Linked DNA regions of Homo sapiens: all the other regions are linked to region 1. Evidence: chromatin loops called from intact Hi-C (ENCODE). Cell type or tissue: mammary epithelial cell. All regions are shown on one strand.

Evidence for each region. A loop is a pair of places that touch in the nucleus more often than their neighbours do. Peaks named below come from ENCODE experiments on the same cell type or tissue, not always from the same donor. Only the 100,000 strongest peaks of a DNase experiment are listed, where the experiment ranks them.
Region 2: a loop joins it to region 1, with 4 times the contacts of the local background. A loop is called at or near these places in 14 of 110 quality-filtered maps.
Region 3: a loop joins it to region 1, with 14 times the contacts of the local background. A loop is called at or near these places in 63 of 110 quality-filtered maps.

What each region holds. Positions count from the first base shown.
Region 1 is chr1:167,530,431-167,538,430 of GRCh38, forward strand. LOC107985224 (a long non-coding RNA gene) reads right to left here and starts at 5,365. Exons shown (of 2, transcript XR_001738279.2): 1 at 2,833-5,365. It also overlaps the pseudogene AKR1D1P1. In mammary epithelial cell, a CTCF peak has its summit at 3,553 (motif pointing left); DNase peaks (open chromatin) are centred at 3,641 and 5,031.
Region 2 is chr1:166,905,879-166,913,878 of GRCh38, forward strand. It overlaps ILDR2 (immunoglobulin like domain containing receptor 2), which reads right to left. Exons shown (of 10, transcript NM_199351.3): 10 at 2,309-8,000. Among named protein-coding and RNA genes, the nearest start is that of TADA1, 34 kb to the left of the region's middle. In mammary epithelial cell, a CTCF peak has its summit at 4,686 (motif pointing right); DNase peaks (open chromatin) are centred at 223, 3,283 and 4,713.
Region 3 is chr1:167,398,024-167,406,023 of GRCh38, forward strand. POU2F1 (POU class 2 homeobox 1) reads left to right here. Exons shown (of 16, transcript NM_002697.4): 11 at 1-110; 12 at 1,163-1,342; 13 at 3,428-3,533. Among named protein-coding and RNA genes, the nearest start is that of CD247, 120 kb to the right of the region's middle. In mammary epithelial cell, a CTCF peak has its summit at 3,440 (motif pointing right); a DNase peak (open chromatin) is centred at 3,468.

The sequences.
Region 1 (8,000 bases):
TTGGAATTGAAATGGTCTTGAGTATTACAGATGCTGAAATTGCATGGCTATTAAAGACATGTTTGCAAACTTCACAGCTGGCACAAATCCACTTTGATGGGAGATTTACCTAGTGCGCCCTACCCCTCAAAAGACTAATTGCCCTTTAAAAAATTAACCGCACAATTTTGGGGCTTTTTTTTAGTGAGACACTAAGGAGGAAAAACACACCTAATGTCCAAACACTCCAGAAAAAAAAAAATGAAAGTAAAAGGCTGCACAAAGATTTTCTATCAAAAGCCACTGTGAAAGATGGCAAAAAAAATAAGCTGGGGACATGGGTAAGATTAGAGAGATACTATGAATGGATAAGATGAATTGCAGTTGACCCTTGAATGACTCAGGAGTTAGGGCTGCTGAACCCCATGAAGTAAAAAAAATCTGCGTATAACTTTTGATTCTCCAAAAACTTAACTACTAATAGCCTACTGTTGACCAGAAGCCTTACTAACAACATAGTCAACTAACACCTATTTTGTATGCTGTATGTATTATATACTGTGTTCTAACAGGAGAGTAAGCTAAAGCAAGGAGAATGTTATTAAGAATATCATAAGTACGAGAAAATGCATTTACTATTTATTAAGTGGAAGTGGATCATCATGAAGGTCTTTCTCTTTTTTTTTTTTTTTTTTTTGAGACATAGTCTCACTCTGTTGCCCAGGCTGGAATGCAGTGGAGTGATCTCAGTTCACTGCAACCTCCTCCTCCCTGGTTCAAGCAATTCTCCTGCCTCAGCCTCCTGAGTAGCTGGGATTACAGGTGCCCACGACCATGCCCCGCTAATTTTTTGTATTTGTAGTAGAGACGGAGGTTTCACCATGTTGGCCAGGTTGGTCTCAAACTCCTGAATTCAGGTCATCCTCCTGCCTCAGCCTCCCAAAGTGCTGGGATTATAGGCATGAGCCACTGTGCCTGGCCATCACAAAGGTCTTCATCCTCATTGTCTTCACATTGAGTAGGCTGAGGAGAAGGAAGAGGAGGGTTGCTCTTGCCATCTCAGGGGTGGCACAGGTAGAAGAAAATCCATGCATAAGTGGACCCATGCAGTTCAAACTCATGTTGCTCAAGGGTCAACTATAGTTATATATAACCTACTAAATATTGCTATTGATAGCCAAGCCCCTTTAATTGGAAAAAGAACCTTTTTTGCTTTAATGGGGGTGTCTTACATTTGTGTGTCATTTTCACATATTAATATATTGTATTTTTTAAATTTATTTTTGAGACAGGGTTTTACTGTCACTCAGGCTAGAGTGCAGTGGTGCAGTCATAGCTCACTGCAGCCTTAAATTCCTGGGGCCAAGCTACCCTGTCGTCTCAGCCACTTGAGTAGCTGGGACTACGGGTGCACACACCACAATGCCCGGCCAATGTTTTAATTTTTTTTTAGTAGAGATAGGGGTCTCCCTGTGTTGCCCAGGCTGGTCTTGAACTCCTGGCCTTCACGGATCCTCCCACCTCGGCCTTCCAAAGTGCTGAGATTACAGATATGAGCCACCATGCCCAGCCATATTGTCTTTTTAATCTTGATGACTCAGTAAGGTTGTCAATATTGGTGTACCGTTTCCATTTTATTTATTTATTTATTTAAATTAAAAAAAAAAAATTTTTGAGATGGAGTTTTGCTCTTGTTGCCCAGGCTGGAGTGCAATGCCGCGATCTCGGCTCACTGCAACCTCCGCCTCCCAGGTCCAAGCGATTCTCCTGCCTCAGCCTCCTAAGTAGCCGGAATTACAGGCCCCCCACACCACAACCGGCTAATTTTTTGTATTTTTAGTAGAGATGGGGTTTCACCATGTTGGCCAGGCTGGTCTCAAACTCCGGCTGCCCCAGCTTCCCAAAGTGCTGGGATTACAAGAGTTAGCCACCATGCCCAGCCAGTTTCCATTTTGTAGTTTAGGAAACTTAAAATTAAGTTATTTTTCTAAGGTCACAAAGCTGGTAGAATCAAAACTAAAACTCAAGTTTTCTGGGTGCTGGTTCACAGTAGTGGAAGAACATGAGCTTTAGAACAGGTTAGACCTAGGTTCAAATTCCAAATTCCATCTACTAGCTGGCTGTATGTTTTGAACAAGTTAATAAATATCTGAAATCTTTTGTCCCACATTGGCTAACAATGCCTACTGTACTGTCTTGTTGGAGGAATGAGTAAGATGATGTAGGTTATGTGCCTAGTATATAGAAGGTGTTGGGAAATGTTACATCACAGAGAGGAGGAGAGGACTGTAAAATGTTTGCTGGCAACTGCTCTGGGAAAAATCCTTCCAGGAATGATTGGAACCCAGCATGGGGAATGGGGTCACTGTCTTGGTGGAAAGGGTGGGAGATGAAGAGGAGGAAAGAGGAGGTGGTGTGGACAAGCCCTCCTATGGGGAGGTGAGGGAGGCCCCACATTCCCAGAATAGGGACCTGTGTGCTTCCTCTTTTTATCCCTCCAAAGTTCTTGAGCACTAGGTCAGAATTTAATGCACCTGCCTCTCATTCGTTATGAATAGACAGTTGCAATTCCTGGGACTGTTGGAGGTGATGGGTTTATTCTCAGAAATCTTAAAAAGGCATTTTCTGGGCACCTGAGCAAACACAAAATTATCCTGTGGAATGAGCAAGCTTCGAACGCTGAGACCCTGGGGCATCTGAAGGACCAGCTAATAACCATGTGCTAAGCAGTGTGTATTCCTAAGTTCCTCAGCTCTGCTTTTTAAAACCCCCCACCCCCCGTGCTCTGACTTGACCAAATGGTCTTCCCTCAGTGGGGTGTGTGGAAAGCAGCTGCTATGGGAATGCACAAACCTGGGATCTGCTCTCAGCTTTGTCCTTTACTTGCTGTGTGACTTTGACCAAATCACTTCCCCTCTCTGGGCCTGGGTGTCCTCAGCTATACAATGAAGAAGCTGAACTAGATGGTCTCCACAAGATGTCTTCCAGCTGGAAATTAAATTTTCGTATAATGATTCCTGCTTCTCCAGTGCCCCTTTCTCTTTCAGCTCCACTAGCTGTTACCTCCCCACAGGGTTGTGCTGTGTGCTGCCTCTGGGCCACATCCCAGGCATGCAGTGATGGCCCATGTCCAGGGTTCCTTCCCTATGAGGGTCTGGCTCCTGGCCTGCAGGGTCTGCCAAGACACCCTGACTTCATGCAGATTACATTTTTGTCTTTTCTAAAAGTGAAAGACGAAAAGGTTGCCTGAGTTTGCCCAGGGTGGAGACAGCCTGACCTGGAGTCCTCACAGAGCCCATCCTGGCCCCTGGGAATCCACTGGAACAGGCCTGCAACCCCTCGCCTCAGGATTAAACCTGAGGGCCCACTTCTGGGGACTGAAGGTCAGGAACCTGTGAGTCTCAGCATTAGCCCTTGACAGCCCCTTAGAAGGGTCACCAGCTTTAAGGGAAGGAAGAGTGCTTATCAGGACAAAGAGGGGCCCTCAGTTCCAGCAGGGCCAGCTGGTCTGGCCCAAGACAGGAGGATTAAACAGAATTCTTGGATGTTCAATGCGGCTCCATGGGGACCTCTAGCGGCTGTTTTGTCGAACTGCGGTCTCCAGCCTTCCCAGCCTCAGGACATTCCACACCTGGATGGATACTAAGTAATACCAATAACCAACATCTATCCTAGGCAGCGTCCCTGATTCACAGAGGGGAACCTCTTGAGGAGCACTTGCCTAAGGCCACCTGGCTAAGTGGTTGAGCAGGAATTTGAACGCTGCCGCTTGACTTCAGAGTTCATACTGCCTGCCCTCAAAGATGTGAGTGTGCTCCTCATGAAAACCTGGTGTTTTCCAGCACATGGCACTTGCCAATTCTATACGATGCACCTCTAAAACAAGTGAGAAGACATCTCTTCAAAGGACCCATGTGCCACCAGCAGTTGAGGGGTCACCGGATTCTTGGAGACAGAGCTAGGTTGAAGGGATGGGTCTGACACGTGTAAACTTGCCCAAGGTAACCATTTGCGAATCCAACCTCCTCCACGAAATAAAAATAAAGAGTGTCCTGCCTATCTCTAGGGCTTGTTGCAAGAGTTAGCTGAAACGCCACGATTGAACATATTTTATAAAATTAAGTAATTTGACGATTATAACTTTTATTTTTGTGAAAACAACCTGTAGTTACCAACCGATATTTGAAGCTAAAGAAAAAAAATGCAACCAGTATTTATGGAATGTTTGATATATTGGATAGTGTTCTGTGTACTTTTTACGTATTAGCTCGAACTTTTTCCTACAAACCAGGGAGGCAGGTCCTATTTTTATTCTCCATTTTACTGATGAAAACCCTGCAGCCCACACAGGGGAGGCACCTTGTCCATGATGAAATAGTGATGGAACGAGGATGTGTTCCTATGCAGCCCCACTGCAGAGCCACTGTGCTTGATTTTGACACTTACTCTGCTGTTCTTCAAGGATACATTCCAGTCTCCCAGAGAGGATGCAATGAGGACCCCCAGAGCTTGAGGATGCCTCTTCTACTGGCCCTAACAAGGATCACTGCTGTGTCAGGCACTGTGCTAAGTGATTTGTGGACATTTTTGCTAATCTGTACTCCCACCTGTGAAGTATTGCCCTTGCTTTACAGATGGGGTCTAAGGCTCTGAGAAGTAGAATGATTTGCCCAGGGCCACGTGCAGCAAGTGCACAACTAGCTCAGAACCCAGTGCTCTCGCAGCCGAACCGCTCCTAACCTCCGCTATACTGCTCCTGCTTGGCTGCTCCCCCCATCCATCCACCGGTGGGGCCCCCCACAGCCCAGGGCTCCCTTGGGCTCTGTTCACACTCTTTTTGCCCTCTCTGGGATTCCATGCATAGGAAGCAAAAACTTCTAAAGTAAGAAATGGCCCGAAAGCCAGGTGCCACCAACCCATAAAGTGTCATTTTTAGGAAAGATGCCCTTTGGGGTGATGCTGCTCACACCAGGACAAAGGCATGAGCTCAGGCTGGGTTTCAGCCCCTGCTTCCCTGTCAGCTGGGGCCTTTGTGCAGGATACAACCTGCAAAAGCGTGTCGTAAAACCACAGTCCAGAGCAGGAATGGACTAGAAACCATTGAGGATAAATCTTCTTGCGTGGGTGGGCCTGGGAGTTATCAAAGGAGGAAAGGTTTGGGATGAACAAAGCAGCCTTATCATTTATTCTCTTCCAAACACAATTACTATAAGCTGAATTGTTTTCCCCCAAATTCATATGTTGAAGCCATAACCCACCCTATGATTGTATCGGGAGGTAGAGTCTTTAGGAGGTAGTTAAGGTTAGGTGAGGTTGGAAGGTTGGGGCCCTGATCTGACAGGACTGTGGTCTTAGAAGAAGAGGAAGAGAGAGGCCAGGCGTGGTGGCTCACGCCTGTAATCTCAGCACCTTGGGAGGCCGAGGCAGGTGGATCAAGAGGTCAGGAGATCGAGACCATCCTGGCAAACACAGTGAAACCTCATCTCTACTAAAAATACAAAAAATTAGCCAGGCGTGGTGGCGGGCGCCTGTAGTCCCAGCTACTTGGGAGGCTGAAGCAGGAGAATGGCGTGAACCCGGGAGACGGAGCTTGCAGTGAGCCGAGATAGCACCACTGCACTCCAGTCTGGGCGACAGAGCGAGACTCCGTCTCAAAAAAAAAAAAAAAAAAAAAAAAAGAGGAAGACAGAAAGAGATCTCTCTCTGCCATGTGAGGAAACAGCAAGAAGGCGGCCGTCTGCAAGCCAGGAAGAAAGCCCTCCCCAGAACCCACTCTTGCTGACACCCTGATCGCAGATGTCCAGCCTCTAGAACTGCGGGAAATAAATACCTGCAGTTTAAGCCACCCAGTCTATGGTATTTTGTTCTGGCAGCCTGGGCAAACTAAGACAAAGATAAATCCCAGGGTCACAGATGACTCTTGGCAACCAAATAGGAGAGTTTGTGTTGACCGACTCTGGGCATGCATATAATGTGCTGAATTCCCCTTCTCAGAGCAGCCGTAAAGAGAGAGAGGAGACTGTGTCTTGGTTAAGCTGCTCTGCCCTCATTCCATGCTCAAAAGCGTATTTGAGCAGCGTCTATACATCAGGCTTTGGGAACAGAACAATGAGACATAGTCCGCCAAATCTGAAAAATCAAAGACATGATAATTAACTCACTTCGAAATCCCTTGCTTCCTCATGGAACGTTTGTGGCAGAGTTGCTCAGCGTGCCCACAAGACAGATGTCTCCATCCAAGCCTGTAATGTGGAATGCCATTCCTTAATGGAGGCTGATGTCTGGGGTGCCAAGCAAAGTCTCCTTGAGATTTGCCAAGTGCTTGGGATTAAATGTGCCTTCACTGAAACAAATCACTTCATTCTAAGTCACACAGCAAGTTGGAGGTCCAACCTCCATCTTCCACTATATTCACTAAAGTACAAAGTCTGTAAGCAAAACGTTTGTTAAAATTTCATTGAGGGGTTACTCCACGTAATGGAATATTGACACTTGGTGTTTTGGGGCTACAGTGATAAATATATCAGATGCAGACTCGGCCTTCAAAGGACTACCTACTCCTGAAAAGTGAGGGAGATGAGGAGGTAGGAGATGCCTGGCTAAGGGAGGAGCATGTGGAAAAGTCCAAAGGGAAAAGTTTGGGGTATAACCAGATCAGATTGGCTGGTCATGGCATAGGATACACTGAGGAATGGCAGATAATGTTGGGAGAGCCAGCTGAAGTTTTATTGTGGTGGGACTTGAGAATCTAGCTAAGGAGTGTGTGTGTGTGTGTTAGACAACCTCCAAAGGTTATGAGAATATTATCAGAACCATGCTTCTTTGCCAATTCCAATCCCTCAAGTTCAAGCTAAGGGATACAGAGTGTCTCTCAGACAGACTGTCCAGCAGGCTAGGCCGATGGCCCTAACTCACTTACATCCTCACTTCTGAGAAAGCTATGCTTAGATTTGGGTTCACATCTAGACTACAAAAGCTAAGCATAATTTGGGTTTGTCATCCAAAAAAGTGAAGAATATTATACACAAAATGCATTCTAAAGGATTAAAAAGTATAAAAATTAAACATAACAATTTGAAAATCTGAATTGACATTTATCAAATTTCTCAAAGGAAACAAACATACCAAGTTTAAAGGAAATTAAACTTAAAGAAGTCAAGGGAAAAATATTATGTTAATTTCTTCTATAGAAATGGAAAATCTATAGGTTTTAAACAAAATAACTTAAAAGGAAAACTGAGTATTAGCAACAAATTTACTAACTAAATGATTTCATAGACTGAATATACAGAATTCAGCAAGATCAATTTTTTAAAATGATCCCCCAAACATAAGTGGACAAAGAATATAAATTGACAGTTTTCAATGAGGAAAAATAAACCAAAATAAATTTTAATGTTCAATGTTATTAGTAACCTTAAGAATTGCCAATTAAAATAACACACTATTTTAACCCATCGCAGAGTAAGCACTTTCATACACTGCTTGCAGGGCTGTTCATTGATATAAATTCTCTCCCCTCCCCCATTATTATGTATTTTCCAAAATTTTACTGAAAACATCCTTTCAAGAAATCTCTATTGAACTCCTGAATCACCAAGCCAAACTTGTTATCTAGCTCCCTAGCACCCACTACTCATGCCCCCTCCCCACCCACAAACATAGATTAGCTCTGCATTCCTGCCTTGGTGTGTTGCGGGGTGAAGAAGAGTCAGGAAGCCTTACGCTGGCATAATCTGTGTCTCAGACAATATGACCACATGCCAATTTAGTGTGGAGTAGAAGAAATGGCCAGGATTTAAAGCCTGGAGACCAGAACTGGGTGGGCTTGGGAAAGTCACTTAACCTCTCTAGATCCTCAATTCTTTATTTTTTTTCAATTCAATTTAGAAATCTTTGTAATTTTCAGACATACACAAAAGAGAATAATAGCAAAATGAATCTCCAGGCACCTCACCTAGCTTCAACTGTTACCATTTTGCCAGTTTCTCCTCATCTAATCCCCTATACTTTTTTCTTTG
Region 2 (8,000 bases), 620 kb before region 1:
ACGGCTTATAAGTGAAAACAATCCTCATCGCTTGCCTTCCTCACTCCTCCAGGTTTTTATGTGAAAGGAATCAGTTTTTTGGCAAGTCCCTTTGAAAAGTTTTCCAACCTCTGTTCTAGGGTATGACTAAGCTGAAAGTCTTAAAGTGACTGAGATCATTTGTACTGGCTGAGATGTGACCTGGATGTAAAAGTGTTTGCGCTTATTCAACCTGCATGGGAGTGACTGCTCCGCAGCCTTCCTGAGGTCAGAGCTCTCAGGATATCATAAAATGATCTCATTTTGGTTTAGTTAAGCTCACACTACAAGACCTACTGCATGCCACATACCACAGTGGTATGAAGGATACCAAGAAAAAGAATACTTTCAAAGAACTTGCATTCCAGTGGGCAACCAGACACAAAAATAGATCATTTTGTGTTTATGCATTGAACATGGTGACAGGGCGAACACTGCAGAGGAAGCATGGACCTGGGGCTCTTAGCTCAGCCTGGTGGGAGTGGGGCTTCCTAAAAGATGCAACATCCAAGCTGAATCTTAAAATGTATGTAAGAAAGTGCTCAGAGAGGGGAAGGAAGGTATTCTGGAATAAAGGAACAGAGGTATAGAACAACACAGTGTAGTCAAGCTCTACAAATGTTTCTGCATATTACAGCATAGCAAAGACGTAGAAAAGAAGTAGAGGTAGAGACTGGCAATGAAGCTGTGATGGCAGAAAAGGGTGGGATCACAAAGAGCTTTGTGTGTTCTAAGGCACTTGACAATATGTGAAAAAGACTATGGAGAGCCAGAAGGGTTTTAAGCAGAAAGTGGCAAAGTCAGACTTCAGTCTTGCCAGGTATCTTAATTTCAACTGAACCACTTGTTATTTGAGTTTTCTGCTTAGGAAACATTTGGAGGTCTGGAATTTCATGACTGAGAGTCCTTATCAAGATATGACGTGGCTGTATGTGAGAGTTCAGATGTACCCTCAGGCTCACCCTCACGAATAAACTGTGTGATGCTCTAGGGTTTCGCCTGGACCTAGGGGGCCCAGCCACCCATCAGTTCAGGGCCTCCATGGCATGCAGCCCAGTGCCCCATTGCCCCTGTCCTCTGTGCAGGTCAGCACTGCCCACTGCCAGACTGCCCTCTACCAAAAACCAGGGTTAAGTAGCTCCCTTTCACCACTTACAATTCTTACAGCGCAAGTCTTTAGGTCAATTTTTTCTTTCTGATACTGTGAGGATAATTTGGCAGCATTATCAAAGCTGCTGGTCTCCTTAAGTCAAGAATTTAAATCATTCCATTTAGTTCTGAACTTCCTTGAGAGAGAGAAAAAAAAATGTGTTGATGAGTTCCTTGGAATGAGAAATATATTTGCTGTGATGAACAGCTGTTTGCCAGTTCTTCAAGACGTTTCTCTCTGAAGCAATGAAAATATACACAATAGCCCTCAAGTGTCTGGAGAAGAGGTTTCCTTTTGAAAATTCCCCATGGCCTACTGTGACTGACTTGAGTATGGATCACTGTGAAAATCCACCTTCATGTGAGAGAGTTATTTACGTCTCAGGAATCGCCATGGAACAATGAGCACTCTCCAAGTTCTCTTCATGGAGCGTGCTGTAGGCCTGTTCATTTCTTTTGAGGGAACATCTCTTAATAAATGGAGTCTCCCCACTCCACAATCTGTTGCTCTAAATTTGCTAAAACATTTTCAATATTTTGTCTGAATTCCTGTATCAAATTCTGGAATCGAAAGAAAGTTTAGTATCATGGGTAATCAATAATCAGAGGAATGTGAGATATCGGTTGCTTGGAAGCAATTAAGTTTTTTTTAAGAAAATATATTTTAAAAGTTATATAATGTAATGTAAAAATTATACATATTTTGAGTGACATAGCCCTATTCTTCCATGACCAATGCTGTACATACATAAAGGCTACAAATTAAATGGGAGCTCACCAAAGAACAACCAACTCCCAAAATGCAGGGTTTCTGATAACCATGTTAGAGAAGGCCGCTTTGGTCTGAAGCTGAGATGCAAAGAAAGGACTCTGCCCAAGTCACATGTTCTCCTTCACATGAGAGAAGGAAGCACAGACGTGCTGGCCATCCCTGAGAACAGGAAGTGAAAGGTGTAGGACCAGAAAAGAGAATGTGGGGTGCGTAAACACTTACTTTACACTGGGAAATGTGGCATGATGAACTTCAGACACTCAAGGAATCCAAGTAGTTCTCCTTTCCTGTTTATACAGAAAGGAATGAAGAGGTGGATAGGTGTCTTAGTCACTTCAGGCTGCTGTAACAAAAATACCATAGACTAGGTGGCTTAAATATCAGAAATTTATTTCTCACAGTTCTAGAATCTGGGAAGTCCAAGCTCAGTGCACCAATACATTCAGTTCCTGGCGAAGGTCCTTTTCCTGGTTTGCAGACAGATACCTTGCTGTATCCTCACATGGCAGAGAAAGAGAGGAAGTAATCTCTCTCCTGTCTCTTCTTATAAGGACACTAATTCCATCATAAGAGCTCCACCCTACTGACCTAATCACCTCCCAAAGGCCTCATGCCCAAATACCATCACATTAGGATTAGGATTTTGACATAAAAATTTGGGGAAGACACAAAACACTCAGTCCATAGCAACAGAGAAGCAAAATGTCCCCTGTTCTATGGAACTTAGAGAGGAAGGGAGAAGCACCTTGCCCAGCATTAAGTATTTTTCTTGAAACTGTCTGGAACCTCTAACAAAAAAAGTAGAAGGTGAATAATTAGGAGACAACAGGAAGTAGGAGACAAGAAATGAGGGTACCAGAAGAATCCAGGGAGGAGACGAAAGGTCCTAATGAAGGCAGTGACACAGAGATGGATTTCTAAATTCAGAACGAGACAAGTATAACCAAGGACATTCACTGGTATATGGAAGGCTCTGGTAGGATTTGTCACTGAACTGTGGTAAAAACAGCCTCCCTGAAGCCTTGGGTTGGAATAATACGTGTGAGGGAATTGGCAACAAAAGGAAGCCGGAAAGGCTGGTTGTTCAGGGCTCTGTGGCTGCAGATAAAGAATCTTTTCGGATGCAGTAGCAGATAGCTGTTGGTGTTGTGTATGTGTTTTGTCTGCCCAGCATCACTATTCTCACTTCTTCTATTAATAACAACTCTCTTCTCTCTTTGGAGAAATCTTCCTATCCCACTATCCAGTCCATCGCAGTCTCACCTTCCTGGTCATAAACAGACTTGCCACATCTCTGGCCACATGATTAGCTCAGATATGGGCACATGACTCAATATGAGTTGACTGCAGTCTTTCTCCAGGATTGTTCTCATGAGTAAAGCCTTTTGCCTGCTTGGTCAAATGAGCTGGAAAGTTGTGACTCTCAGACTGCTAGTGGCTATATTCCTGCCTTTTGGAGTAAGTCTATCCTCACTGAGAAAATGTATTGATGTAAAAACACAAGTAGGTGTGGATGATGGACAGGGAATCTTAAATCTTACTACATTGAGACCCAGGTTTGTTCTCAGTTCCTACAGCTCTTCCAGCCTGTGAGCTACTCCAGGATCTCTCTAATAGATGAGCTCCATTTCTCCTTTTCTTGTTCTTAAGCTAGTCTGAGCTATCTTCCTGTCATTTGCAACCAAAAATTTTTTTACTAATACAGCTGCCAAAGGAATGAAACATAAGAGGCTATCGCCTTGGCCTGAGGGAATGAGAAAAGCTAGGTGCCTAAGTCATACCAGCAACAAAAAGAGGCTGGGAGGGTGGGGTTGTATATTAATGTCCATTATAATTTAACTACATTCAGTTGAACAAAGCGTTTTTCCAAAAACAAGGTTAATAGAAATTGACATATATATGTGTGTGTGTATACATACATATATATATATATATATATATAAATATATATAAATATATATATTTATATATATATATATATATATATATCCTTCTAGCTTTGCTCTACTGGACATTAACGTCTCAGAGAAAGAAAAAGAGCCAGAAAAAATCCACTGTGGCTATGCTTCTACACAAAATTTGTAACAAAATGTGAGAAAATATCTCCAGAGAGCAAGGATTGTTTTAAAAAAAAGTAAAGTGTTTTAACATGTCTGGAATTTTCTCCTCTGCTTGGTTTTTAGAGACAGTGAGAGAGAGAACAAGAGACAGAGAGATTGATTCATCTTTGTACAGCTGAAGACTAGGGAATGGACTATTTAGGTCCTTTGGTTGTACAGTTTGATGACACGGTTTTTGCTTGTTAAAGAGAAACTGGCTTCACCATAATTCTGCAGAATCAGAGTCCTGACCTGACTTCAGAAAACAATTGTAATTCCATGGTGTTAAAAGCACACTTTAAAATAGCTTTAAATCACAAAAGGCATGCACCTAAATCCCACTTGATCCCAAGCAAAAACCTCATGGTTTTCCCCACATTATATCCACAGAAGCCTGCCTCAAAAACATAATATGGCAAGTTCTAAACTTGCAAAGTGTAAGAAAAACATATCACTTTTAAAGAAAAAATTCCTAATGCACTTAATTTGTTTTTCAAAAGCCAAATTCATCTATATAAATTCATATATAGCATTAAAATAAGCTATATAAATTCATATGTAGCTTTTCCCTTAAGTAATGTGAGGCACACCTCCATCCAATACTGGAAGGTTAGCAATAGAGTCACTCTCTTGGATGTGTGCCACTAGATGGCGTGTCAGACCAACTCACTCACCTCTAAGCAACTTCCTAGCTACTTCTACACCTCATGCCATTTTTGGTGAGTCATCTTAGGCCACCTGATAAGTATTCAGGAAATGCTTATAACCAATTCAGCAGAAAATATAATTTTCACCTAAGTGGTGTGATGAGTATGATTAGGATGTCTCTGCCAAGATTTTCTAAGAGAACCTGAAATTAGCCTACTTCTTATTTCTTGAAATGAAAGCATATAAAAATTGGATTAGAATTAGATAATCATAGGGAAAAATGAATTATTTGTTTTGCCTAATTTTAATCCATCCTATGAGTCTAGTCCTTCCTTGCTGCTTCTTTTTTTTCTTGTCTTTTTAAATTTTTACCTTTTTGTGGAGGATGGGATCTCACTATACTGCCCAGGTAGGTCTTGAACTCCTGGCTCAAGCTATCCTCCCACCTTTGTCTCCCTAACTGTTGGGATTTCAGGTGTGAGCCACAGGGCCCGGCCTTCCTTGCCTCTTGAATGAAATCTACATCCATAATTTATTTGGCCACTCTTAACAATTAACAGCCTTCTGTTCACTCTTAAACCCTAAAACAGTCTATGTCTATAATTAAGACAGCCATTCTCTTATATTATCAAACTCTAAAGAATATGTAAAGTTAAAGCCTCTTGCCCTCCCCATCTTAAGATTTTGTTTGCAGTCTACAGGTTGCATTAGAAAGAAATGCACAATGCGTGTATGTGTGCCTTTTTCATTTTTTCCCATTTAGCACACTTACTTCTTCCTTACTCAATCATTCACTCTTCCTGGCTTCCCCAGGGTTGCTGTGTATATATAGAGTCATTATGGAGAAATGTAAGGCAGATAAGGAGCAAGAAAGGTTTTTCTTGACTGGCACAATGTAATATGGCATTGCACCACACATGAGCTTAAAATAAAAAACTATAAAACCCATAAAGAAACAAAAAACTGTGAGTGAAAGTTAGCAGAAGTAACAAACTCTAAAAGTAGACCCACAAAGACTGTAGATATTGGAATTACTGGATATAAAATTTTAAGTTAGTATCTTTAAGATATTCAGATAAATAAGAGGGCATTGTAAAAAAAAAAAAAGAGTAAGTCACAAGACAACAGGGACTATGTAAATTTGAAAAAGAACTAAACTCCTAGAAATGAAATACATATTAATTAAAATTAAAACTCAAATAAAGGAGATTAGAGCTAGCTGAAAAGAAAATTAGTGAGCTGGAAGATAAACCTGAAGAAATTTACCTGAATAGGGAATAGAAAACACAGAGAGAGGAAATACAAAATATAGATTAAACAATATGGGGCATAGAATGAAAAAAAATCTAACAATTGGAATTCTCAAGAGAGAGTTTAAAAAGAAGAGGAAATATTTGATGTGTTAATATAGCTGAGAGTTTTCCATATTTAATGGGAAATCCAATCCACGGATTTAGGAAACACCACAAATCCTAATTTGGATAAATAAAAAGAAATCCACACCTGGTCACATGTTAATTAAACCAAAGAACACTAGAGACAAAAAAATCTTTAGAACAGTCAGAGAGACCAGACAGATTAGGAAGGATAATTAAACTGGTAATTGACTTCTTAAAAGCAAAAATAAAAGTCAGAAGGGAGTGTAATAATAACTTCAATGTCCTGAAAGAAAATAACTATCAATCTAGAATCATAATCAGTGAAATTATCTTTCAAGAACAAGAATGAAATAAAGACTTTTACATCAACAAAGACTGATGAGTATCCTACCAACAAATCATTACTGAAGTAAACTTCCTTCAGAAAGAAAATATTTCAAAAGGAAGATCTGAAATATAGGAAAAAAAGATGTGTAGAAAAAACACGTGGGTGATTCTAAACAAATACTTTATAAATAAAAACAAAAATATTTTATAAAGCTGAAAAACCTAAATGGAATTAAAACACAAAATAATACAAAATCCAGAGGTAATCAAACTGTTTTAGAGTCTATCTTTAAGTTAAATCTACATGTTAACATTTTTAAGTTAACTACTTAAAAAAAATTGAGCCCAGATGCTTCAAGCAAAAACAGATTTTCTGCTTGACAAGGCCACTAAAATCTGGAATTCCCTTGAGAGGGCTTAGCCATCCAAAACAGGATTAATAGTTCTCAGAGGTATTTATCACTTCTTTTGCTAACAAAGGTTTTTAATTGCCTCCTCTTAATTATGGTGCTGTGGAATTTCTCAAATCTTAACAGAACTTGAAATGTCCTCCCACGAATAGCTTCCTTCCTCCCTTCCCCAAGTGTAATTTCTAGCAGGCATATGCTTGTGCCCCTCTTGGAAATGAGCTAGGTACCATCACCTTATCCAACCACCTTTCCTACCCTTCATCTCCTTCTGAATGTTACAGTCTGTGGAGAGCAGTAAGAGTGACAACAGAATTTATCTAGCTTATTACAATCTGTAAAAGCATACCTTTTGCTCTGTCAGTACCAGCCCCCTCTGTAACCCCACAATATGTATTCCTCTATTACTGTACTTACAACAATCAGAGAAGGACATGTATCATATGATTCTTTCTCTTGCTGAGGCCATTTAATGTCAGATCATGATTAACCATAGTTGTGTTAATTATGAGTTCTTGGTAACAAATGTAGGTAAGAATTCTTTATTACGTTTAAAACATTACAACCAAATTCAATTTGTATGTCTGACACAGAAAAAAAAAGTCATGGACAACAGTAATACAAACATTTCAGTTTTGATGTCACAAGGCACAAAGACAACTGACAGGTGGCCCTCACGAAGCCAACTTCTCACCCTTCTCTGTCCCACCCTCCTACTCCCTTGTTCTTTATTCTCACACAGCAAATTTCTTATGCAGTCGTGTCTAATACTTTTGTTAATAAAATGGCTTTTCCTTAAAGCCAAGGTAAAAGAGAAGCTATCTGTGTCTCTTTTAGCCTTCCCAGAAGAAATGAGTCAGACTAGTTACTTCATGGCCAGCCCCACCAAGAAACTCTAAGAAAAATTTAGCTAAACTACTATATCTTTTTCCTTCTCACATTCCTTATTCCTCTATATCTGATCCCTCTTAGTTCTACCTAAAATCTTAAAATGTAGTGAAGATGCCAGATTTTTGCTGTTAAGCAGCTTCTGCCTGGAGTTCTGAATCCAGATGAATCTGTCGTTTCATTCAGAAACTTCTCTGCAAGAAGGATTCTCCAGAAAACCTGAAGCATATATTACCCCTCACAGCACAGGTGATGAAAGTGAGGCTCTCAGCTGGGTTCAGTGGCTCATGTCTGTAATACCAGCACTTTAGGC
Region 3 (8,000 bases), 130 kb before region 1:
GCCCAAGTGCCCTGAATTCTCCAGGAATTGAGGGCTTGAGCCGTAGGAGGAAGAAACGCACCAGCATAGAGACCAACATCCGTGTGGCCTTAGAGAAGAGTTTCTTGGAGGTCAGTGAGGATTTTACTTTTCTGTACATGGGATTGTCTGTGTAGTACTTAACATTAGTACTTAGTAGAAACTGTAGGTGGTAAAAGATGACATGTCAGCCTCTGCTCTTATGGATGATTATAAATAGGTGAAGTAAGTAAGTTACTAACATAGGAGACAGAACCAGAGTTCTGCAGGGTTCAGGAGAGACTAGAATCACATCCATGCAAGCACTCAGTATGAGAGAGGTGGCAGCTTACCATAGGATACATAGGAATTAATTCCACAGACTAGAAAAGGTGGGGGGAAAGTACTTTAAGCAGAGGAAATGCATGAGCGTTTCCCCCTCAGAGTGGGGGAGAAACACTGGAGTGAGGGAAACCATAGGGTGTATGAGGAGACACTCTAGTAGATTGGTTGGTTAAATTGTAGTGTCTGTATGCCTGGAATAGTAGTTTGGGACTGGAACACTAGAGACCTTGAGTGTTAGGCTATGGAGCTTAAGTTAATGCAAGAGATATTTGGCAATTATTTTTTTGTACCAGGTAATATCATAACAAAGCTTTTAAGAAAATTTTGACTTCTCTAATTCAGAAAAGACTTGAGCACATTGGGAGGACTCTGAATTAGGAGTTTTTGTCAGCTCTGCCACTTAAACTGTGTGATTGGGCAAATCATGTGATTTCTTTAAGCTAAAGGTCCTTCATTGTGAAATACCTGCCTTTCTTACTGTGAGATCCAAATTAGATAGCATGAAGCATGGAGAAAGGTTAAATTCCTACTAATACATGTGGTTGTACTGGTATTTTGTTAATTTCATTCACAATTAATAGATCTTAAAAATGAAAAACTATAGATATTTAAGGATAACTTATCCTAAGTTAATATGAATAAGTTTAATAGGTGTATGTTCATTAGAACTTCTATCTACACAATCTCTTTGTTGAAAGTGGCCTAATGTGGATGGTCATATGTATCCCAGCTTCATTTTCTAACCTGACGTGATTATGCCAGTAGTTCAAAAAGTTATTGCAAAGGATAGCTTTTGGAATTACATCTTTTCACCCTGCAGAATCAAAAGCCTACCTCGGAAGAGATCACTATGATTGCTGATCAGCTCAATATGGAAAAAGAGGTGATTCGTGTTTGGTTCTGTAACCGCCGCCAGAAAGAAAAAAGAATCAACCCACCAAGCAGTGGTGGGACCAGCAGCTCACCTATTAAAGCAATTTTCCCCAGCCCAACTTCACTGGTAAGAATAAAAAATAGGGAGTGCAAGCTCAAGGGCTAATTTTTGCAATTTTACAAATGACCTGTTAAATCAGTTTATTTCATAATAGTAATTTAATGAATAAATACATCAAATAAATGCATGTAAATTTGTATTTTAGACATTACCAAGGTAATGAAATTCTCATTCTCTCTTTCCTTGTCTCTCGTGCTCTCTCTCTCTCTCTGCTGAGGTCACTGGTCTTGAGGTGCCCCTGCATGGAGGGTGAAATCTCGTGTTGTTATTAACCCAAGAACTTATTGGTCTTGCTTATTTTTTATTTATTTTTCTATTTATTTTATTTTTTTGAGACAGAGTCTCATTCCATCACCCAGGCTGGAGTGCATTGGTGCGATCTTGGCTCACTGCAACCTCCGCCTCCTGGGTTCAAGCGATTCTTGTGCCTTGGCCTCCCGAGTAGCTGGGATTATAGACGTGTACCACCATTCCCGGCTAATTTTTTGTACTCTTAGCAGAAGCAGGGTTTCACTATGTTGGCCAGGCTGGTCTTGAACTCCTGACCTCAAGTGATCCCTTGGCCTCCCAAAGTGCTGGGATTACGGGTGTGAGCCACCATTCCCAGTCTTTTTTTTTTTTTTTTTTTTTTTTTTTTTGTTGAGACAGAGTTTCACTCTTGTTGCCCAGGCTGGAGTGCAATGGTACGATTTCAGCTCACTGCAACCTCCGCCTCCTGGGTTCAAGCGATTCTCCTGCCTCAGCCTCCCAAAGTAGCTGGGATTACAGGCGCCCGCCACCAGACCCAGCTAATTTTTTTGTATTTTTAGTTGAGACCAGGGTTTCATCATGTTCTCCAGGCTGGTCTTGAACTCCTGACCTCAGGTGATCCACCTGCCTCAGCCTCCCAAAGTCCCAACGTGCTGGGATTACAGGTGTGAGCCACTGCGCCCAGCCCACCTATCTTATTTTTTAAAGTGAACAATTTTAATTCTTTCATCACATTTCCATCATACTCTTCTCTGGTATAGTTCATTAGATTACTCTGTAACCATGGGAGTAAATTTGCTGCTGATCCCAGTTATCTCAGAAAATCTTGTTACTTTTTATTCATGTTGAGTCCTAAAGCCCAGTTTATTAAACTTACACTCACGTGATTAAGTGACAATAAGTTACCAGATAACCTTCAGTTCTGAACTTGTATTAAAACAATCATCTCAGGTCTTTTACTTTGAAACAACATATGATCCTTTCCTGTGAAGCCTCATTGAGTAACTTCTGCTGTTTGCATTATTCCTAGACTGAAGAGACATACAGTGGTCGTATGACTCCCTTGGTTTTTAGGATGATTATGAATTTGACTTCTACATTGTCAGGATTCAAAAGATGGGAATATTGTTGAGTTTGCATTTCTGTTCTTTTTAAATTTGGTTTTATTTTATTTGAATGTCATTCCATACTGGCAGGCTTTTTAAACTAAGGTCAGCATTAAAAGCACATGTTAGTTTATGTGAAGGTTGTAGTTGTTAAATGGTGGGCCTGTAGTCATAAAGTTATGAGATAGTTATGAAAAAGATAATTATTAATCAACAATTTTGTTTTGTAAAGGTGATGTTTGTGTTTTAGATTTGTACTAAAAGAAAGACAGTATTTCTTGCAAAACTAGAATTTTTTGTTATTTCAAAACTAATCCGTTTTTTTTAAAAGTTTGCTTCACATTATTTTCATAATTTTATTTTATTAAAACCAAACCTAAGGCAATACTGCCCCCCTACAGAGTCAAAAGTAAAAGTAATACATGTACCCCAGATTCCCTGATCCTGTCAAATAGTTTTCTTATTTAGGTAAAGTTGATAATTAGTATAATGTTTCTTACCGACTTAGAGTATATCTGTCTCAACGCTATTGAAATTTACGAACTTTTTATTATTTATTTTTAAAACCCAGGCAAAGCTATCTGTGATATCAGTGAACAACCATCTTCGAATAGCAGCTTTCCAACATAGGATGTCAGGTGTCTCAATTCCAAGATCAAAGAAAGACTGTAAAATCATTTCCTCTTTAAGTTTTGATTTTAAGTGCTTTGTCCATGTTTTCATTTCTGACCTCAAGGTGGCGACCACACCAAGCCTTGTGACTAGCAGTGCAGCAACTACCCTCACAGTCAGCCCTGTCCTCCCTCTGACCAGTGCTGCTGTGACGAATCTTTCAGTTACAGGTAAGCAGCTGCCAGGCCATGCACCTGCTGAGCACATGGGAGGCCCGTTTTGGGTTATTATAAGAGTCTACCATTAAATTGTGAATTAAGGCCCTAACTAAAGATAGGTGTTGCTCATAAATATCAATTTTCTTTAAAGTAACTCCTTTCCTTAAAAGCCTTCAATAGCCGTGGCTTTTTGCATTCAGAAAAACCTCCAAGTTTGTCAATTCGTGAAGGTTATTTCCGGTCTGAACCTGATCTCCCACTAGTCTTTTGCCTACGCACCCTCAACACACAGGAGGCCTCCATCCATACCTTTGTAAACATCCCTACAATGGAAATGTCCATCTTAGCCTGCAGTTCTTGATCTGTTACTGATAAAACTATACCAGCTTGTATGTCAATTTTCTTGGAAATATTCTTTAGCTTTCCCAGGAAACTATTCATTTCCATGTACCTGTATTATAAATGATTTTATTTTTACACACCTGTCTTTCCCAATAGACTGCACTTCTCAAAAGATTTGATTATTCTTTTTGAACTCTTGATGCCTAGCTCAGTGCATGACATACTCACTATAAAATGAATGTTTTTTTTTCCTTTGGCCTCTTTTAAATAGCAAATTTTCCAGATAAATTTAAAATCACTTAGCATTGTCATCAGATGTTTTTTAGTGATACATAGTGCATAAGACATGCTGTAATTATTCACCAGGTTGGTTATTTGCTAGTACATCATTGGGTAGATTAATGATATTTCATAATGAAGCTTGATTTAACCTAGAGGTAGGGACTTTTATTTTTCTCACCCATGTTTTAAGTTTACAATGCCTCCTTGGCTCTATGACCTACCCATGATGTAAAAATTGAATAAATGGCTTTATATTATATTAAATTTCTACATTATTAGAACATTTTGTTTATTGTTTTCTGCATCCAATCATCCATTAATTTTTGCTTATGTTAAACAGTACTTCTTGACCTCTTCTGGATGTTGGACCTTTTTAAGAATTTGAAAGCTACAGACTTTTCCTCACACAAAATAGACATATACACAATTTTTAGTAAAATTTAAGGAGATTTATAAATGACAGCTCCCATCAACCTCCCACTCCAAGGCTATTTGTGGATACCTACAGGTTCCAGTTTTAATAACCTTGGTTCAAGAATATACTTAAGAACCTTGGTTAAGAATATATATAATATTGAGCACTTCCACTTAATAAGCAAACTGTTAGTGATTGATTGGCATTGTGTTGGGCACCAAGAATGTGAAGAACCATCTCTGAGGACCTTGTTGTCCAAATTGACTGCCAGTCACCTGGTAAATTATGAACTGAATCCTACCTTCCCAACAAATTATATTGCTTTAGGTCTAAAAATACCTGTCTCTTACAGAAATTTTGTTAATAGTTTACACATTAAGAACAAATAGCTTTGCAGTTTTCTTAAAATATGGGGAAAATCAAAGTAATTTTAGAGAGATTTTAATACTCAAAACTAGCTAAAAATTTGCATCAGTTTTTGATACTTCTTACCACTCACATTTTCTTGAACTCTTACTCAGCCTATTTATGTGGATCTATTTGTGATTTTTTTCTGACACGTTGATAATTTTTCCTGGAGTGAATTTTTTTTAATTATTAAAAACATTATTAGGAAATTCAAACAGGAAAAACAATCACAAGTACCATTTTTATTTTCTCTTTAAATCCTTTTTATATGTACATGTATGTACAGTTTCAGTAGTATTTGTGCAGTACAGTATTTGATTGCAGCCTTGTGATACTCTAAGCAGAGGACTCAGGCTCTGCCTGGACACCTGACCCACAAAAACTATGAGATAATAAATTGTGATGATTTAAGCTGCCGAATTTGTGTCATTGCTCCTTGAAAGAGAAGAAGAGTCAGTGTCAAGTGGGTTTTCTTTTCTTACTCTTTTATCAGCCGTTGCTCAAAACCATGCCCCTTTTTAATTTGTTTTTCCTCTTTGGACTGTAACTTTCTTGTACAGCCTCTTTTCCTCTGATATTTTTATACTGCCTTCTTTTTTTCTCTGTTGAGAAAAGTAGCATGTTTCTTTATCATGTTATTTATTAAAGACGGCCATTGTCTTAATCATACAACTTATGTAATGCAATCTGCTTTCTTCCTGAAGACTTTCTTCTTGGGATTTCTATGATTGCTTATTTTAAATTGTTTTCCTTGTTTTCCTGAGTTAGATCCAATGTTTCTCAGATGCCCTGTCATCCTCTTTGATTCCTTTTTGTCTGGAGCACGTTCTCAAGTAATTTTATTTAGAAAGGTTACATGGGAGGTAAAACTTCTAAATACATGTATAACTGAGAAGTATTTATTTTGCCTTCACAGTATTTTTTGGAGTTTGTCCAGTTACAAAAGTATTTTTCCTTTGAATTTTGTTGTGTTTTAGCATCTAGTGTTGCTAGTGAAAAGTCTGATTTCAATCTCTTTTTCCTTGTTTTTTCTCTCTGTAAACCTTAAGGGTTTTTTAAAATCTTATACTGTTCTAAAATTTCACTACAAGGTTTCAAAGAAGGGGCCTTTTAAAACTTGCCCTCATTGGCCTTCAGCAAGCATTTTCAATGTGAATTAATGTATTTCTTGCACTCTGGTAATTTATCTTTTTTTTTTTTTAAGTTAGGATTTTTTGGCATTCACTCTGTTTATTCATTTTGTGTCATTTGTAATGTGCTGTTGGCTTTTTTCATTGTCTGGTGATTTTTGTAGTGATGAATGCAAGATTACATTACTTATTATCAGTAGCCTGTAAGGGTTTTTCCTGACATTGTGTAGCTTCTGTTACTCAAGAGTCCCCTCCCCTGAATGGAAGGGCTCGCGGTGAGCTGTGAATGTGAATAAAGAACTGCCAAACTTTATTTCAGCCTATGAACAGGAAGCAGGCAGGCAAGCGAGGCTTTCTGTCATACTTTTCCAAAATGAGGGGTATCTTTCCTCATGCATGCAAGTACCTACACTAGAATCCTTAGCGTTCCATAGTCAGATTTTATTTTCTTTCAAGAGTAGGTGACTTTGGTTCTGTTCATTTGAGAGGTCTGGTAGAAGGAGGGAAAGGCCCACTGTGAGAGCTATTATGTGAATAGCCCTTGAATCACCCTGTTCTCTGACCCTATTTCCATCTACCTCAGTATCTGACAAATAACTCTGAGCTGGGACTCTCTGTGAGGCTCCATCAGAGTGAATAATTTCCTCCTCTATCATAGTCTTCTCCTGTGCCCTTCTGGATTATGGTTGATTTCTCCACCATCCAGTTTTATCCTTTTTCTCATTTCTGCAAATCTGTCTAAATCTCAAAACCTCTGATACCTGTCACCAGAGCTCTTTTTCCCTTTTGTATCTCTTTACTATTATTTGGAATAGGATTTTAGAAATGAAGGGAAAAACCATATCCTTAGCACTATCTTCTAAGAAAAATCATGTTTGATTGATGTGGTCATCTTATTTTCCCATAGGTACGTTTGACACATAATAGGTCCTTGGTAAACATTCTAAAATAGATGCAAGTGAGCATTGCCATACTCCTCCAGAAAGACGAGTGTTCCATTGTGTCTCAAAAACTTGTAAAAATTCCACAGCCCTTAATAATCTCAACCAAACATGCCCCGCCCCCAATTCATTTTCCAAAATATTTTTCATAGTGACAAAATTGTTGATTCCTCAGGAAGATATAGCAACTATAATTATATAGCCACCTTAACAACAAAGGCCCAAGATACAGGAAACAAAAAGGAATAAAATTCAAAGAAGAAATAGACAATTCAACAATAACAGTTGCAGACATAGTATTTATTTGAGCCACGTTAAAAAAAAAAAAATTCAGGCCATGTGCAGTGGCTTATGCCTATAATCCCAGCACTTTGGTAGGCCAAGGTGAAAGGATCGCTTGGGTCCAGGAGTTCAAAACCTGCCTGGGCAACATAGTAAGACCTTGTCTCTACAAAAAAAAAAAAAAATGAGCAAAATTAGCCAGGCGTGGTGGCACGTGCCTATAGTCCTAGCTGCTCGGGAGGCTGAGGTGGGAGGGTCACTTGAGCCTGGAAAGTTGAGGCTGCAATAAGCTGAGATTGTACCACTGAACTCCAGCTTGAGAACAGAGCGAGACCCTGTTTGGGGGAAAATAAAAAAAAGCCGTGAAGGATATACAACATTTGAGCACTATCAACCAACTTGTTCTAACTGCCATCTGCAGAACACTTGGTCCAGCAACAGCAGAAAACACATCCTTTTTATGTACACATGGAACATCCATCTCCCAGGATACTTTTAGCCATAAAACAAGTTTCAGTAAATTAAAAAGGATTAAAATCATACAAAGTGTGTTGTCTGATGACAACTGAGATAAACTAGAAATTAACAATAGAAAGAAATTTGGGAAGTCCCCATGTATTTGAAAATTAAAACATGCATCAAAGAAGAAATAACATTTCTCCTCTATTTTCCTATCAGG